2 separate regions of the Homo sapiens genome follow, and region 1 is linked to region 2. A link is an interaction called in ENCODE POLR2A ChIA-PET data of the cell type or tissue named here. Cell type or tissue: OCI-LY7. All regions are shown on one strand.

Region 1 (2,500 bases), 130 kb after region 2:
CTGGATTAAATAATCCTCTAGGATGTCTAGGCAGCGCACCATCTGAGAGAAGATCAGAACTTTATGGCCACCAGCTTTAAGCTTTGGAAGCAACTTGTCAATAAGAACCAGTTTGCCGGCTGAACGAACCATGGCCTGCAGGTGAAAGTCATGAGGTATAATATGGCAAGCTTCACGGAATTCTGTTAGGATTTTTTCTTCAGCACCTGCCAAAAGAAAAATCAAATTATGTTGAGATCCAGTGAACCATATTAAGGTTGTAGTCTATTTAACTAAGAAAGCAAAAGGAAAAAAATGTAATTTGACTTAAGACCAACATTTCTCACACACAGAATTTCAGCACAAAAAAGTCTTAAATCGGCTGGGTACGGTGGCTCATGCCTGTAATCCCAACACTTTGGGAGGCCGAGGCAGGTGGATCACTTGAGGTCAGGAGTTCGAGACCAGTCTGGCCAACATGGTGAAACCCCGTCTCTACTAACAATACAAAAATTAGCCAGGTGTGGTGGCGGAGGCCTGTAGTTCCAGCTACTCAGGAGGCTGAGGCAGGAGAATCGCTTGAATTCGGGAGGTGGTGGTTGCAGTGAGCTGAGATTGCGCCACTGCACTCCAGCCTGGGTGACAGAGCGAGACTCCACCTTAAAAAAAAAAAAAAATCAGCCGGGTTCAGTGGTTCACGCCTGTAATCCCAGCACTTTGGGAGACCGAAGCGGGCAGATCACCTGAGGTCAGAAGTTCGAGACCAGCCTGCCCCATGTGGCGAAACCCTGTCTCTACTAAAAATACAAAAAATTAGCTGGGTGTGGTAGCAGGCGCCTGTAATCCCAGCTACTTGGGAGGCTGAGGCAGGAGAATTGCTTGAACCTGGGAGGCAGAGTTGCAGTGAGCCGAGATTGCACCACTGTACTCCAGCCTGGGCGACAATAGTGAAACTCCATCTTAAAAAAAAAAAAAAAAAAAAAACTTAAATCATCCTCAGATGTGTCATACAAAATACACTAAGTAAGGCAGGCCTATGATAACTGGGTTAAAAAAAGATGTAAATATGTGGACAAGGACTAAGATGGAACACACTATCAGCACCCAAAAGAGACAGAAACAGCAAAATGGAGTGTCGATGAGGACATTTATCCAAGGAACAGAGTAACCTAAGAGTGTTTTTTCTGAGACAGGGCTAGCTTCAAACTCATGGGCTCAACCGATCTTCCTGCCTCAGCCTCCTAAGTAGCTGGGACTACAGGTACATGCCACTGTGTGGCTAATCTGAGTTCTTCTTCATGCAATTCTAAACAGCAAATCCTATTTAATCTTGGAGATTATGTAGGATCAAAGGGGTAGAAAGAACTACAGAAAAACATTCCAAATAAGAATTGTTTTTATTTACTTTATTTGGAGACAGGGTCTCACTCTGTCACCCAGGCTGGAGTGCAGTGGTGTGATCTCGGCTCACTGCAACCTCTGCCTTCTGGGTTCAAGCAATCCTCCAAGCTCAGTCTCCAAAGTAGCTAGAACCACAGATGCCTGCCATCACACCTGGCTAATTTTTGTATTTTTTGTAGAGGTGGGATTTCATCATGTTGCCCAGGCTTAGAGTCTCTTTTTTAAAAGGAGAACCATTTCCCTCCCATTCCTCAGTCCGCACCCCAAATTAGGTTGGTTGAGTCAATGCATCCATTGTCCCCAAGGAGAATCATCCGGAAAGTAAACACAGGTACTACAGAAGTTCAGGTATATACCAAGCATTCCCTCACCATTGATGAGATATGGGTGGTTGCAGCACTTGCGCAACTCCATCATTGTGTTAAGTAGATTAGGCATGTTGGTATGACCTGCCCCTTTGGAAAGGAAGGAGAAATTCTTCTCCAAAATAGCCCGATAGTATTTCTTCTGGATATTAGTCAGCTCTACTTCAATAATTGTTTCCTGTTTGGGTGCCAAGTTTTTTTCAACATCCTCTTTGAGTCTTCTCAGCATCATTGGCTTAAGAATGGCCTGTAGCTTTTGAACCTGTGGTCCATTACAGAGAGAAAAATAAATCAATAAGATGAGGGCGAACATTCTCACATTATGTAGAAACATGGAAAAATTAGAGTTTTCCACTATCTAAGAAATGTATACTTTGGATGATGCCACAAATGATGTAGGCACAAGGTTATAAGGAGTTCAGAAAGGCCCTTGAGATACCCATGACAACAGATGTCTGCCTTGTACAAACTTCACCTTCTTTGTCCTGAGTTAGTACCTCATCAGATAGATTTCCTACCTGTTCCTCTGTCTTGAGATCCCCAAAGTCCTTGAGAAACTCTGATTCTGAGGGAAATTGTGACGGTTCCAAGAAATGAAGCAAGCTAAACAGTTCTTCTACAGTATTTTGCAATGGTGTTCCTGTGAGTAGCACCTTGTGTTCCTAGAAATGGAGGAAACAAAAGAATAAAATTTAAAAACATGAAGGACTTCTGGGGTTTCCTATCAAGTATATAATCTTTAACATATATAACCT
Region 2 (2,500 bases):
ATCCTTGTCCACAAAGCTTTAGAACTGGGAGAGATAGCTGGGCGCGGTGGCTCACACCCATAATCCCAACACTTTGGGAGGCCAAGGCAGGAAGATCACGAGGTCAGGAGACGGAGACCATCCTGGCCAACATGGTGAAACCCCGTCCCTACTAAAAATACAAAAATTAGCTGGATATGGTGGCGCATGCCTGTAATCCCAGCTACTTGGGAGGCTGAGGCACGAGAATCGCTTGAACCTGGGAGGCGGAGGTTGCAGTGAGCCGAGATTGCACCACTGCACTCCAGCCTGGCAACAGAGTGGAAAAAAAAAAAAAAAAGAAGGAAAGATAAAGTCTGGATTATGACATCCATTCGTGGTTTTGAAATCAAGTAATATTTGCTTCTAAGTATTATTGACTACCCTTATATTAAATATTAATAGTAAAAATAAAAATTTACTGAGCAGATACCATGTGTAAAGCACTTTTCTAAGTGTTTCACATGAATTAGCTCATTTGATAATTTTATTATCCCCATTTTAAAGATGTAGAAATGAAAGCACAGAAAGGTTAAGTAATTTGCCTAAGGTCACACAACTAGTTTTTGGTGGTGCAAGATTCTGACACTATAGCTAGACACTCGGAAGCCTGTAATCCCAGCTACTCAGGAGGCTGAGGCAGGAGGATCCCTGGAGACCAGGATTTAGCTACCAGCAGCAAGACCGTGTCTCAAAAAGAGAAAAAAAAAAGATTCTAATGCTAGGAGGTCTAGTTCTAGAGGATATGCAAATAACCATTACACTATTATTAATAATGTAATGTATGCCAAGGTGGGAAAATCCTACCCATTCACTCAACAATACTTGTTAAACGTACTATGTAATTAGCTGATGCCACAAGAGCATAGAAGTAAACAAAACAGACATGGCCCTGCCCTTCAGAACAGAATCAAATATTAAATGGATAATTACTCAATTAATTGTTTATACTAAATTGTGAGTGCTACTGAAAATAAGTAAGAAGGTGCTATGAGACCTATATAATAGAGACTTCAAGCCCCTTCAGAAGATATTTGAAAATAAGTGACTTTATTTTAAAAACATCCTCCAGCTTGGGCAACATCTCTTAAATTTTTTTTTTTTTTTTTTTTGAGACAGAGTATCGCTCAGTCGCCAGGCTGGAGTGCAGTGGCACGATCTCGGCTCACTGCAGCTTCCACCTCCCAGGTTCAAGCGATTCTCCTGCCTCAGCCTCCCAAGTAGCTGGGACTATAGGCTTGTGCCATCATGCCCAGCTAATTTTTGTATTTTTAGTAGAGATGGGGTTTCACCATGTTGGCCAAGCGGTCTCAAACTCCTGACCTCGTGGTATGCCCACCTCGGCCTCCCAAAGTGCTGGGGTTATAGGCGTGAGCCACCACGCCCGGCCAAAATATTTTTTTTTAATGAAAAATAGTGGGGCATGGTAGTGGGTGCCTGTAGTCGCAGCCACTCAGGAGGCTGAGGCAGGAGAATCCCTTGACCCCCGGAGTTCCTGGCAGTATGCTATGATTGTGTCTGTGAGCAGCCACTGCACTCCAGCCTGAACAACATAGTGAGACCTCATTTCTGAAAAAAGGAACATATAAACTTCTAATTTCTTTCTTGTTTCTTCAATTTCTCTTTTCACTTTCTACTTAATGTTTTTCTCCTACTTTTCCTTTGTCTTCTTTGTTCCTCTGCTAATTTTCATCTCAGCAGTGACCTAAATCTGGCTTCCTGTAGGTTAAGCCTTCTTTAACGTATTTGCCATCTGTTCTCATTCTGGCTCTGAAGCACAGGATTTTATCCTCTGGTAATTTTTCATTAAGCTAATCTTTGTACAACTTACAAAATGCTTTTTTAGTTGACAAAGGTCACATTTCATTGTCAGTGCTTATTTTACTATTATGGTACAAACTGAGCTCTTGAGCAAATCTAGATGGCATAAAAATACTATGTGAACTATCTGGCCCACATTTTCAAATATAAAATTTATGCAGGGTCTTTTCCTTTTTTTTTTTTTTTTTTTTTTTTTTGAGAGGGAGTCTCCCTCTGTAGCCCAGGCTGGAGTGCAGAGGTGCGATCTGGGCTCACTGCAGCCTCCCTCTCCCAGGTTCAAGTGATTCTCCTGCCTCAGCCTCCAGATGCTGGAAATACAGGAGTGCGCCACCACGCTCAGCTAATTTTTGTTTTGTTTTTTTTTGAGATGGAGTCTCGCTCTGTCGCCCAGGCTGGAGTGCAGTGGCGCGATCTCGGCTCACTGCAAGCTCCACCACCCAGGTTCACGCCATTCTCCTGCCTCAGCCTCCCGAGTAGCTGGGACTACAGGCGCCTGCCACCGCGCCCGGCTAATTTTTTGTATTTTTAGTAGAGACGGGGTTTCACGGTGTTAGCCAGGATGGTCTGGATCTCCTGACCTTGTGATCCACCCGTCTCGGCCTCCCAAAGTGCTGGGATTACAGGCGTGAGCCACCGCGCCTGGCCTGTATTTTCAGTAGAG

What was found. ChIA-PET counts read pairs that join two places held together with the same protein. Peaks named below come from ENCODE experiments on the same cell type or tissue, not always from the same donor. Only the 100,000 strongest peaks of a DNase experiment are listed, where the experiment ranks them.
Region 1: POLR2A ChIA-PET joins it to region 2 with 6 read pairs; 2 of 35 experiments call an interaction of 5 or more read pairs at or near these places.

What each region holds. Positions count from the first base shown.
Region 1 is chr14:21,403,458-21,405,957 of GRCh38, forward strand. CHD8 (chromodomain helicase DNA binding protein 8) reads right to left here. Exons shown (of 38, transcript NM_001170629.2): 15 at 2,264-2,407; 16 at 1,752-2,007; 17 at 1-206. Among named protein-coding and RNA genes, the nearest start is that of SNORD8, 7.3 kb to the left of the region's middle. In OCI-LY7, no CTCF peak of the experiment used is centred here; no DNase peak of the experiment used is centred here.
Region 2 is chr14:21,273,940-21,276,439 of GRCh38, forward strand. No RefSeq gene overlaps it. Among named protein-coding and RNA genes, the nearest start is that of RPGRIP1, 4.9 kb to the right of the region's middle. In OCI-LY7, no CTCF peak of the experiment used is centred here; no DNase peak of the experiment used is centred here; H3K27ac peaks cover 378 bases.